Regions from separate parts of the Homo sapiens genome. Here region 1 is linked to region 2. Evidence: chromatin contacts called from ENCODE Hi-C or POLR2A ChIA-PET data. All regions are on one chromosome and are shown on one strand. Each heading gives the region's core, a stretch centred on a gene start or an enhancer-like site at or near the end of the contact. The rest is flanking DNA. Distances are from core to core; before and after follow the strand shown.

The links. Hi-C counts contacts between places; a loop is a spot of excess contacts on that map. ChIA-PET counts read pairs that join two places held with the same protein, here RNA polymerase II (POLR2A). Pooled maps may share reads with other maps.
Region 1: a map of naive thymus-derived CD4-positive, alpha-beta T cell shows a loop between it and region 2 (2.3-fold over the local background). The contact joins the enhancer-like site here to the promoter of LINC01802 in region 2. A Hi-C loop is called at or near these places in 1 of 168 maps with a recorded cell type or tissue (naive thymus-derived CD4-positive, alpha-beta T cell) and 4 of 50 pooled maps. POLR2A ChIA-PET finds 5 or more read pairs at or near these places in 6 of 52 experiments (AG04449, AG04450, GM12878 and 3 more).

Annotation. Positions count from the first base shown.
Region 1 is chr2:207,140,910-207,147,707 of GRCh38, forward strand. All of the region lies in intron 1 of KLF7 (KLF transcription factor 7), which reads right to left. Among named protein-coding and RNA genes, the nearest start is that of KLF7, 22 kb to the right of the region's middle. RefSeq lists an enhancer at 1,373-1,874. Within about 2 kb of position 2,947, at least 30 of the 41 ENCODE cell types and tissues checked have a DNase peak (open chromatin) inside an H3K27ac peak, as active enhancers do; they include GM12878, where a contact is called at or near this core.
Region 2 is chr2:207,256,956-207,263,356 of GRCh38, forward strand. It overlaps LINC01802 (long intergenic non-protein coding RNA 1802), which reads left to right and starts at 3,490. Exons shown (of 3, transcript NR_146973.1): 1 at 3,490-3,612.

The sequences.
Region 1 (6,798 bases), core at 1,697-4,196, 120 kb before region 2:
GTAAGTATGTAAAATAAAAGACAATGTGGAGTCATGGAGAGAACACAGACAAAAGTCAGGATGACTTCTGCCTGCTCCTTCTACATAATTAGCTCTATGCGTTTCCTCAAGTCATCTCATCTTCAGTCTCTGGTTTCTTTATCAAGAAACCAAAAGTATTAGTATATATATAGAGATATATAAAATGGACTATATATATATCCTTCCCAATGGTATGAAAATCCTCCGTGAATATAATAAATTTCTCATGACCAAATCTTGTTTGCTTAGGGAACCAGGGTATGAGGAAAATGGAATTCCCTACTCTGATCCCTCTGCTTATAGCAGTGCCATGCTCCAGGTATCTCAATTTCAGACTCTGGACTGCAGTTTCTGCTCAGTCTCCTAGACAAGGTCCCATGATACAAGACCACATACTTGTCCTTAGGGTGCTGCAGTAGGTAGATGCTATTTCTGAGGATGCTTTCCTCTAAAAGGTAACACATCTTCCCATAAATCTAGGTTAGGAATCAAACTCAAACACATTCAGGGACTAGGAGCATAACATACATTAGTGAAACAGTCAAGGAATATGACAATAATGAGGGGTGGGGACTGTGGTAAACTGGATAGCACATGCCATCTAAAAGGGGAAGTTGGTACATAGCACCAGCTCATCGATATCATGTAGAAAACAGAGGTCCAGAGTTGGCAAGTGTTTTTAAAGGAAGCCCAAATCTTTTGGGGTTTATGTGGAATCTCTCCAATTGTTTCAATGTTGGCAATGAGTATTAAAAAGTTAGAGTGCGTGAGACAAGCAAAGGGCCCACAGCTGCCAGTCTGAGCCTTCTGTTTCAAATGAAAGCAGAGGCAAAAGAAAAAAACAGAGGCATATTTGGGCAGTTCTTTCTTCCCTGTGGATCCAAATTATGGTATAACTGTCTCTTAGGGTAGTTATCAGCTGGAGAACCTTAAGCCTCACGTCCCACAGTTTCCCTAAGAAATCCCTTATTTGAGGAGAGACCCAGCTGAAGGAAATAATGATGAGCTGCACTTTCATTCGGCCCTGCTCAGCTCCTCCTGCCCCGCAGTACTCGGCTGGAATCCCTGCTCTCAATAAGAATCTTGTCACAAGAATGAGAAATCTGTAGAGAAGGCACCATGAAATGTCAAGCAGGAAGAGGCAAGAGCTCTGACAAATCCAATGAGCCTTGAGGTCTGGCACCAAGCTTTAAACTTCTTTTGGGCATAATCAATAGCTGCTCAATAAATACTTCTTCAATGAATTTTTTAAAAATCTTGATTAGGAGCTACTATTATTTTTCATTGCATGCTCTTCACTGAGGTGACTGGGAGATTGGTAGATTTTGCCCAATAAGATAATGAATGCCTGGGGAGAAAAAGCTCTGCTAAGATAAACAGGTGACACCTGTTTGAACTCTGATGGCCTTTCAGGGCAGGGTCTGTTATCTTGTACTTCTTTCAAATTAATTCAACAGTTATTTACTGAGCTTCCACTTTATATAGGACATTGTGCTGGAGACTTCAAGCGATTCTAGAGCTCAATATCTGCCTACAAGGTGCTCATGGTATCACAGGAAGAGAGGGATAGAAATACATGCAATTCAAGATAACACAGCACATGCGACTAAGCACTAGGCTGAATGAAGTGGTATGGCAACACAGAGAAGGAACCCACTCACTCTCCCTGCAGAGGTCAGTGAAGGCCTTGTGAAGAAGTCACATTTGAAACAGACCTTGGCAAATGAGTGAACTTTTGCCAAGTGGAGAAAGGGAACAATGACATTCTAAAAAGTGCACACAGTGTGAGCAAGGGTGTAGAGAGGTGAAAGCCCCACTGTGTGTCTGGAAAAGGATGAGCAGTCTAGGATTCTGATGAATGGGGTACACATTACGGAGGAGCAAGAAATGCATGCCCTCGGGCCTAAAAAATGTCTTCTATTTTTGGCTGACAATTACATTGGTGGTTTGCTCTGGGTTAAGCTTTGCCAACGCACTTCTAAAAGGCAGTAGCTGTTTCTCTAGATCTTCAGTGATAACTCAGGGAAAGATTAAAGAGCTCAAAAGATATTAGTGAAACCCAGTAGCCGTATTAATGTTGCCCAGTGATATTCCTGAACCTAAATGTCAAAGAAATCATTCAAGGCATTTTCTTTTTCAGACTGATACTCCCAATTTAGAAAACAACACAACAACAAAAACATAACAAATCAAAATGAGGACAAAACCCAAAAAGATGGAAATAAATACTATCAAAAAAAATCTTAGCTAAAATACAATGCCACTGGATTAAGCACAGAATTAAACTCATCTCTGATTTGCCTGGTAGCTGAAGCAAAAAGATCAACAATGAGTTAGGAAATTCTCATCATCAAATAAAAGAAACGTCAGTTCCTCAGAGATCAGTTGATCTTCACACGTAAAGTTTAAAGTAAAAGGAGGAGGAGGAGAAGAAAATGAGGAAGAGGAACAAAAGAAATGACATGAAAAAAAAAAATCCCTCCATTTACCAAAAAAAAAAAAAAGTTAAACTGTTTCTATTTAAAACCCTCAAGTATTTTGTCAGTTGAGGGAACTGAAGGTTCGGAGTCTGGGTATGTTTTTCTGCTTTGTAGCCTCTCTCTGTTGATGTTTTTCTGGCTTTCTAAGCAAAAAGGAAACCTCACCCATTCCTGTAGACATGCATTTATGACCACATTCTCCTGGCCAGTAACCCTCAGTGGCTCGTGGAGGCTCTCTCAAGGGTGGCATGTCAGGCAAATGGATTTGGCTATGGAGCTACTGCTTCTGTGGCTACTACTCAGATTCAACGCAGGCGCCTTCAGCGAGGGCTCCAGGGCAAGGCTCACTCATTAAGGACAAAATGTGCAGGCACATTTGACCTTTGGAAATCCAGCCCTGGTCTGAAGCTTCCAGATTCAAAACAAAAGCTTCAGGGCCGGAAAGAGAGTTAGAGGAGGCACACTTCCTAGCTTGGGGCCCATCCCCCACACATTCCCCCTGTGACTGAGAGGCTCACAAAACCAATAGAGCAGCATTATTAACTCTGCAATATCATAAGAGAGGGCTTCGCTCTCTGCCTTGGTGGAGAGAGAGAGGCCAGGGGAGGGGCAGGCTGGCTCCAGGGGAAAGCATGCTTCATTAGAGTCTTAACTCAAGGGAGGCAACTGCTTGTGTAAGCGCAACAGATGAACGCAATGTAGAGAGGCTCCCATAAAAACCCTGGCCCTGGTCTAGGAGTCGTCACAGCGGGGGGGAGAAAAAAAAAAAAAAGCATAGCTAGACTGAGCAAAGGCTGGGTGGCAGAGAGCTGTCATTTGGCATAGACTTCCAAAATGCCAGCAAGTGAAAAGTCATGTCAAGGGACTAACCTAAGGCAGAAGTTTTAAATGTGTCATACAAATGGGATGCTCCTTCATCTGCAGTCACAAATTTTAAAGCATCCACTGTCAATCATTTTTCACTCTGTTTTCTTGGGTTACCGACAAGTACCCAAATGAACACTTATACATTTTTTCACCAGAACGAAATAATAGCTCTACTTCATGAAAATGACACCACCAACCCTATCCTTGTGTTCCTTCTGATTTGCCTAGGACTCCCACCCAGCTGGGTCACTGTTTCCCTCTCATAGGTCATATGACCCAAGCCAACTGCCTCTATCACCAACTCCCATGATACCCAATGAACACAGGGTGGCTCAGTCTTCCCCTTTCTTTGAAGATCTGTGCTGGTCTTTCGGTCATCCTGCCACTATCCCCAAGCAGCTTCCATATCTGTCATTTCAGGGCAGCAAATCTGCTGACATTAAAAGTAAACCAACTAAGTTTTCAAACACATCTTAGTCCCCAAATCCTTCCTCCAGTCATGCAGATCAAGTAAATGTCTTATCTTTATGAAGTCGTGGTTGGCTTCAGCTTCTCCAATTCTGGCGTTTGATTCTAGATAGAAGGTTAAGTACCCCCTGTTGCACATCAGACTTGCATCAATTCAATCCATTTGCTGTTAAAGAAGCATCACACTTCCCAGAAAGGTTTTTTTCCCCTTTAGCCACATACCAAGCCAGAATCAGACAAATGCAGCCTGAAGTATTTTTAGTTATTATTCACATTTGTCAACAGGGACAGTGACAACTCACCAGTCCGTTCTGGGGCAGAACTTAAGGAATGGAACTCTCGTATCTATATTGTAAAAACGAATTGCCACCACTGATGACCATAACTACCTGCTGCTTACATGTATACAGACTTTGTTAGGAAATACTGTGCAGTAACGTATCATTAAGACCTTACTGGCAGGCTCAGTCAAAATCTCTTATTTGACATGATTTAATATGTAACATGGAAAGACCCAATAACTTTTCCTATTCTTCACTCATTTTTTTCCAATGGAAGAAATACTACAAATACACTAAGAAAGAAGTTGAGAGTTTCTTTTAATGAACCTTTAAACAATAATACATCTATTCAACACTGGCAATATACCTACTATATAAAGTATGACAACTTTTTTGCTTAGCAAGATGAAAATTACAGGTAGATACATGGATGGGAAGTTATCAAACCCAAAAAGAGACTAATCATAAATGAAATACAGGTGTCAGTTGTAAGTGTTCTCAATGTCTGTTCCATTTTAGATTCCTTTTGAGTGGTAACTGTAAACTTTCAGGAAAAGTTTTTGAGAAGAATATTTTTGGGAAGATGAGTAGAAATATTCCTTCATTATGTCAGATGTGACTGTGAATGTCACTAAGGAGTATTCTTTCCTGGCACCCTAATCTTTCCCTTATTTCCCAATCACAATTTAAACTTCTGTGCCTATTTATCTTCCAGGTCCACCTCTAGACTTTAAGTTCCACAAGAGCATGGGCAATGTCAGGTTCACCACTGCATCCTCAGCACCTAGCACAGTGTGGGGCACACAGAAGGACCCCAGGAAAGGAAGAAAGAGATAAGGAATGAGGAAAGGAAGGAGAAGGGTGGAGAAATTAAGTGAATGAACTAAAGAAAGAGAACCAAAAAATCACCAAAGAGAAATAAATTATAGCGATGAAATTGAGCATTCTCTACTTCCTTCTCAAGAGTTGCAATGGTTTATTATGAACGAGTGTGACCATTCTAATGTCTTCATCCCTTGCTGATGGGTGATGGACCCTGCTCCAGCAAGGGCCAGTCAACTGCAGGACTACAAGTAAATAACATTCTGATATAAAGTGACCAACAGGCAAGTGGACAGGTGAATACATAAAGCACAAAGCCCTCTATGCAGCCAGGGTGTTTTTGAGATTCTCCTGTTCTCATCTCTTCATACATATCACCCTTCCTTCCATTGAAGCTACCATGTATATTCCCCACATTCTCTCCATTTTCTCTTGCAGGTTACTTTGGGGGAATTCAAGACACACTAGAATTAAGCATATCTTAGATCACTCCCCTCCCCTGAGGACTCCCAGTCACTTTCTGGCCTATGCTCTTCAAGTACCAAGGCCTGGAACAATATGGATTTGCCCCCTTCCCCTGAGTCAGACCAATATAAAGCTGTCACTGCTGCTTCCCGTCTTGCTTTCTGCACCAGACCCCTTTCCCTTGCTTTATGGGATCCTCCCCTTTACCTCCTCTGGAATATTCCCTTCTCTCAGTCTTCCTTCTCCTTAGGGGACCCTTTCTGTTGTCCTGTGTTTCCCTTGGGGATCTCCACTCCCACAAGTAAGTATCTTCCAGGATATCCTGGAAGTAAGGCTTCTGGACTTCCTTTCTTCCTTTTACTTATTCCTGCTCAAGAGAGAAAGTGGTAGCATTGGAAGAAAAAACAAAAAGAAGAAAAAAAAACCAGAAAAACGGAAGAAAGAGAAAACAGTGCATGGCCCATTTGTCTCTCATCCGGCCTCTTTCCTGGAGGGCTTTACTCTGCCCTCTTCCATGGGGGAAGCAGCTTGGGGCCAGAACATGAATGCCCCACTGATGCCCAGATAGGACAGGTAGGGCACGGACATTCCTGGCAACCTGCTATTCTATGCAACATATACTTTCCCATGGTATAAGTCAGCCCATGGGCTAGAAGGGGTTGGGCACAGGGAAGTATGGGGAAGCTAAATTGAGACTGCACTTGCCAATTGGGTATAAATCCAGTTTCATTAATAATAAAGCTGATATTTGACCTCTGTCTGGTTCCTATACCTATCTTCTCAAATAGGTTAAGAGAGGGGTGAAGTGTGGCAAATTTGTTGCTCCCATTAAAAGAACAGCAATTGTACTGTAATTATAGACAGTGGTTAGTGGTCCAAATTATTGGTCCTCTTAAGATGCCTGCTGTTTTTTCAGTTAACAAATAAAATTTCAAAAAACAGAAACACAGGATAACATAAGTGGTCCACCATTCCATCACCTAAATTGCTCTTAAAAAAATTAAAAGCAATGATCATATATGAAGGTCAAAAACATTGAAACAGAACAGAAAAGGTATAAAAAGTAAAAATCTGACTTTCTTTGCCCCCAGCACTCTCCCCTCCTTCTCCCTCAATTTGTCAAGTGCTTATATATCCTTTTATTTGAAGTGTTATGCATATCAGCATACATAATAGACACTTTTATTCCTTCTTTTTTTCCCTCATTTACAGAAGATAATTGGCTTTTCATTTTAACAGCTGAAAGGCCCCAGGTGCAGAGTGGCTGGGGCGGAGGAGTCTGAAGGCTTCTATCCCCCACTCCACCCTCTGCCATGGCTCCCCTGGCCCCATAAAGGTTTCACCCCTATTTTCTAGGTGTTCTTACGACCACACCCACCCAATTCCCTCTGAGA
Region 2 (6,401 bases), core at 2,240-4,739:
CTGTAAGGACACATGGGACTTCCCTAGTGGTCCTGAAAGCCGTTCTCTAGAAAGACCCTGTGCATGTGGCAGGGGGAAGGGGAGAGCAGGCAGTGCCGAGGGTGGGAAGGGCGGGAGGCAGAGCCTTGTTATCCAAGCTGTGAAAGCGCGTGTGTCAGTGAGAAAGCATGTGTGTTCTGAAACCGACAGCACCGGATGGAAGCTGATTAAAAAGTGTAGGGGAGCAGCTCCCCCAGGAGAAGTCTTTTTCACCTTACCAAGCTGGGCGGGAGTGGGGACTCTCAGACCCCTGGGAACAGTGGAGAAAGGAGAGTGGGAGAAGGAACTTTCCCAAAGACAAGACAGTGGGTGCAGCAGGTAGAAGGGCAGTGGGTGGAGAGGATAGAACATAAAGAAACGCCTCCAAAAGAAAGGACCAAGAGATACGGAGATATTTCTGGGAAGCCTAGGGAGCCCCATGGCCTATTTCCTTTTCCTTCTGCTCTTTCACTGTAGCTATAAATATTTATCTTATGAAGAAGCATCCTCCCTCCCCACCCCAGAGGGATTTATTTAAAGCCCACACCATCACGATCATGCAAATATTTGCTGAGTGCTATTGTATAGGGTCCTCTGTGAGGACACAGAAGATCGTTTACCTTCTCACCTTCCAATGCCTTGTAAAACACTTATGGTGTGCCAAGCACCATGCTGCCCCTTATTTTGTTAGCTTTCTCCTTTTAGCCACCCCCTCAGGTACACAGAGCTGGTAGCATGAGGCCCATTCTACAGAGAGCTGGAGCTCCGGGAAAGGGCTAGCGGATGGCACAGTCATGGCTGACACTATTTCCACCAGACACCCTGCTCCCTGGGGGTTTACACACAGGAGGTCTAGCTGCTTAGACATTAGGTTATCACCTATTAAGCAAATGGAGAAGCAAAACTTCAGAATTTCTGGAAGGGTCTGACCCATCTGGTCACCAGACCCTGCCCACAGTGCTGACTATCCCTGCTATTCTTCTGGTCTTGAATTGTCAATGAACGCTTTTATGTGCAATTGTACACCTCCCCAGCCCACCACCACCACATCGGATTGCAACTCCTCCTGGCCAGGAGCTGAGTCTGGGGAGCTTTTGTGTTTCCTGACAAGGCTAAGAGGAAAGGCTTGCAGAGAACAAATTCAAATTTTCTGGTTGATTGCAAGCACACTTTCAGTCTCTTAAAACGAGAAACCCTACCCCAGCCACCTTTATTTCCAAATCCTCACGTTGAGGCTGGTGTCTGCCGTGGTGGTTCTCCCAGGATGGTAGCTGTGTCTGCATTCCTTTGGGTTGTTTTTTGGGCGTATGTGCATATGTGTGTGCACACATGTGTGTGTCTCAGACTGTATTGTTACATGCCCTTCTTCGAGGGTTTTTCTCTACGAGGCTCCCTGCTGACAAGCAGGACATGCACAATGGCAAAAGTGCTTTTTCTCTTAGACCAATGAGAATTCATAATCCACTTCCTACAGAAGCCCAGAAAGGGAACCAAACAAGCAGCCCTCTTCTCCCCCAGCATCCTGAGTCATGTCACAAATATTCTACACTCTTTTCTTCTAATTTATGTTGCTACAACTTCAAGGTCATTGGGAAGCTAGGAAAGAATTGGCCCTGCCTGGGGGAGGCTTTTGCACCCAGCACACAGCATTCTAACTGCCCCTGCTTCACTGCCAAGAAGGGAAGGTGTGGTTCACTTTGTCCTTATTTGACCAGAGGCTAGGCATGGAATGCTGCCTCAGTGCCTGGACTGTAAACTCCTGAGGCGGTCATAAATAGGCACTCGGCCTGGTATGGCTTCTTGGCTAAACATTTGCACAGTAACACAAATGAGGCAGCAGACATGAGTCAGGAGGGAGAAATCAGCTCAAGAAGGGGTGGGGGCTGGAGCTTAGGCTTCTCAAGCCTTTGAGATGATGCTTTAGCCAGAGATACTCAGCTGAGCCTCCAGGGACAGACTGCGGGCCCTCCCCCATGCACTGCACCACCTGCCAGATACATTTGCAAAGCAGCTTGTAAGACCAGCTAAGTAAAGAGCTACTTGTCCATACTCCATGCATGAGGCCAACAAGGACCTTGTGTGTTTCTGAAAGGGGCAATAAAAAGACATTAATTATTTTATCCAGATTGAACATTCACAGTTTCATCCAAGGTTATATACAAGCTGAGAACTTAAAGCTCAGGGATGATACTGACCCTGCAAGGTTAAGTCTGGTAGAAATATGAAAAGATAATAGTTATATCATTCCAGTGATCATTGTTAAGTGCTCAGTGATCAGTGGATCACCAGATTTATCCTTGCTTCCCAGAGACAGGGTGCCAGTGGCTGGTGGCCAGAAGTTTTTAAGCCCACACAGCATGTTTCCTATTCTCTGCTGGGGACAATGAAAGGGAGAGCCTCTCCCAGCTGCTACATGCCACCCTCTAAAGATCAGAAATAAAGTATGTGCTGAAGAAATGAATGGATTATTTCCTTTATTCATTCACAATAAAACACAGTGCTGCCCCGATATTGTGTTTCTCCATAGTAAGTCTGCCTCCCTCTGCTCCTGTTTAACAATTACGGTTTGCTAGGACTGCAAAGACCACAGATTGGGTGGCTTAAACAACAGAAATTTATTATCTCACAGTTCTGGAGGCTAGAAGCCCAAGATGAAGATGTCAGCAGGGGTGGTTGCTTCTAAGGGTGTCTCTCTTTGGCTTGCAGATGATCACCTTCCTGTGACATCTTCACAGGTCTTCCATCTTCACAGGTCTTCCCTCTGTGTCTGTCTACATCCTAACTTCTTCTTACAAGGACACCAGATATCATGGACACCATGGATTAGGGCCCACCCATATGAGATCATTTCATTTTCCCTCTTTAAAGACCCTATTTCTAAATGCAACCACATCTCGAGGTGCAGGGAGTTAGGACTTTAACACATAACACAATTCATTCCAATAACAACAATTATAATTTTTTGGTGTCACAGGGCCAAATAGCTTAGTCCCCTCCTCTCTGTGTCTGCATAAACATTTTGGCAAACGCAAATACTGCCCCTGACACAGACAGACACAGGATCTGCCCTTACCATGTCTGCCCACACCCTCTCTCCAAAAAAGGCTCTATCAAATAATTCCATGGCGTTTCAGGTTGTAACAACAGAAAAAAAGGTCTTTTTCTTTACGTATGAATTTTCTAGTCAGTCTTTCTACTGCTGAAGGAAAGGGGCAGTGACAATGCCTTGCCCTTTGTTCATTTATTCCTACCACCTGATTCACTTGTTTTGGTATGAAGGCAGCTTCTGTCTGGCTGTCTCATTATCAACATCACATGTGAGCAGTTTATTTTGGTAATAGAATGAGGTTTCATTTATTTTGAACATAAACTGAGATTCAGCATTTCACCAGCCCAAGTTGTAGGAAAAACTCCAAGTGGCAGGGTTATACCTGGTTCTCTTCATCCTGCGTCTTTCCTCCACCAGGTAACCCCAGATCCCATGAGGTGGCAGTGTCACCATTGCCCCAGCCCAGAGTCATTTCAAGGAGGAGCAGGTCACTTCCTGATTCCCAAAGCATCTGCCTGTACCATTGAAAACTTATTCCTGCTCAGGTAAGTCCTAACTATCCGTCCAGCCCCACACAGCCCTTTTCAAGAGCAGGAATGCTGAGCTCATGGGATGAATTTTGGTCCCATAACTACAGAATAGTTAAATGGGTAAGCATCAAGAAAGAACACACCTGTGATATTTTTGATGCTTTAAAAACTCTCATTTAAAATGTCCTGTCCCTCAACCCATGTTGAGTGTGTGTGTTTTGTTTTTTGAAATACTCCTCTGAGCTCAGCACACTAGAGACATGACAAATTTGGTGTTTTGAACCATATGCCCGTTTGAATTGTAGAGATGCACATTGGTTAGGTTTTTAGAGCACCTTCTGGTAAATTAAGTCAGAGGTAGATATCAATGCTGGTATATACTCAAGCAGACAAGGAAAATTAATTGCAAGAATGGGGCGGGAAAATATCTTCCATTTATCTTCTTCCTATTTCAAAATTCAAACCTACATTTCTAGAGATTTAAAGATATGACGATAAGGAAGTTTTAATTGGCCAAGATTTGAAGCTAAAGAGGCTAACCTCAAGGAATTAGTATTATTTGTTTATCTACTACTTATGGGGTATAGAGCTGTATACTGAGTCATAGTTAGACATGTAAATCTCTATCGTCCAGGATCACATCATCAGAGTAAAGAGACCAAAGATGCTTGAAACTGTAACAATGGAAAGCAGGAAAACCTGATCAGTTCCAACTGGGCAGGATGGACATTCCGTTTGGGGTTCAGAGTGGGAATGATCACTGCAGTGAAGGGGTCTCAGAGGAGGTGACATTTGAATTTGGATTAGGGGCTTGGAGTGGGAGAATGATATGCCAAAACTGTTGTCAGGGGTGAGTTCCCTAGCACAGGGCACAGGATGTGCGGGGGCAGGTGGGGAGCAAGCTTGGGAGGCAAGCTTATAGACCCTTGCCACGGCCCAGGCACAAGGCAATTCACACGGGAGCTGAGGTATGGCAGTGGTGAGTAGAGGCAGAGATGGGTGGGTAGAGGAAGAGACAGCATCTGTGAAGAAGAATAAGCAGAGCTTTGAGTCTACCGACTGTGAGGAACAGAGGACAGGGACCAGGGTCCTGACCACCGACCAGCTTTCAAAGGAAGACGGCTGCCCACGGGGAAGGTCTGGCTCCTAGACCTTCTTCCTAGCTGGGCAGCTGTCTCAGCTCCCTCTACTTCTCACATGCTCTTAAAATAGCAGAACTGTCCAGCATGCTGGGCTTTCCAGTGGAGTCCAGGCCACCCCAAGAATATAGCCCTGCCCTCTGAACAGGTAGGAAGAATGTTCAGGGCACAGGTATGAATTATCCAGGGGCAGTTGTCAAACAAAAAGTCCCAGAGCTCCCTCTGGCTTCAACCCCAAAGCAAGATCTCCATTCCAACTGTACTCAATCAAGTGGACATAGTCCAGCTATGACTGGGATCATTTGGACTTCATATCACATATCTTTGTCCCCTTTTGGATATTGTCGTGATTTTTTTTGTCGGCCCCTGTTACGCATCTATTGTCTTCATTCCCCTTTTCCAATATCCCTTATTTCTATTTGAATTTCTCATATGATCCTGGGACTTACGTGGTCTAGGTGAGGTTAATCAGGCATTCCATCCACCTGTTCTTGTTGACATATTTAAGCTTCTGGTTCAAATGTCACCTGAAGCCAGATACCTCTAAACTTTTCATTTATATGAAATAACTTCCCTTTATTGTTTGAGCTAGTTTGAGCTCGGTACCCTCTGCTTGCACGTAAAAAGTCCCTGACGTGGCCCAGTGTGGTGGCTCATGCTTGTAATTTAAGCACTTTGGGAGGCTGAGGTGGGTGGATCACCTGAGGTCAGGAGTTCAAGAACAGCCTGGCCAACAAGGTGAAACCCCATTTCTACTAAAAATACAAAATTAGCTGAGCATGGTGGTGCACACCTGTAATCCCAGCTACTTGGGAGGCTGAGGCAGGAGAATCACTTGAACCCTGGAGGCAGAGGTTACGTTGAGCCAAGATAGTGCCATTGCACTCCAGCCTGGGCAAAAAGAGTGAAACTCCGTCTCAAAAAGTCCCTGATGCAGGCTCCTTGTTTAATTATGTTATTGTAGAAAGGGCTCTGGGAAGGAAGACAGAACATGGTCACTCCAGGCCCTACTCTGGCATGAACCGGGCCTGTGTCCTTTGTCAAAGCTCTGTATCTCTCTGGGCTTCAGTTTCTTCATCTTAATGTGATGAGTTGTTCAAGCCAGTTGTTAGTGATCCTTCTAGCATTGGCATTCTGACTCACAACACCCCTGTATATTGAGACTCTAGTGAGTTTGGCCATGCACCTCATGATCTGCCTCAGTCTGACTCCACGCCGTGGCCTATGAATACCAGGTAGACTGCCACCACCAAAGACACTGAGGAATTAAATGTGGTACCAGATTTGAACACATGTAGACATGAATGGACAGTAGCATGCACATAGGTTGGATAGTTAGAGTGTTTTCTTTTCTTTTTTTAGGGCAGAGAGGACATTGGCAAGCATGAGAAAGGCATGGGCTGGGGTCAATATGTCTAAAATGTCACTTTTAGACATATTGATCTGGGCTGAATAAAAGATAACCAAAAAAGAAGGATCCAACTCACTGTGGGAGATTTCACACTTAAAGGGAGGTTCTCAAACTTGAATTAGCATCATAATAGCCAGGTAATTTTGAGATGGGTAAGGATAAACAGAGAGCCAGAAATAGAGAGAAAAACCTACCTGGAGATGTTCAGCTGGAGGCAGTGACACAGCTGTGAGAGCTGAAACTGGGGACCAAAT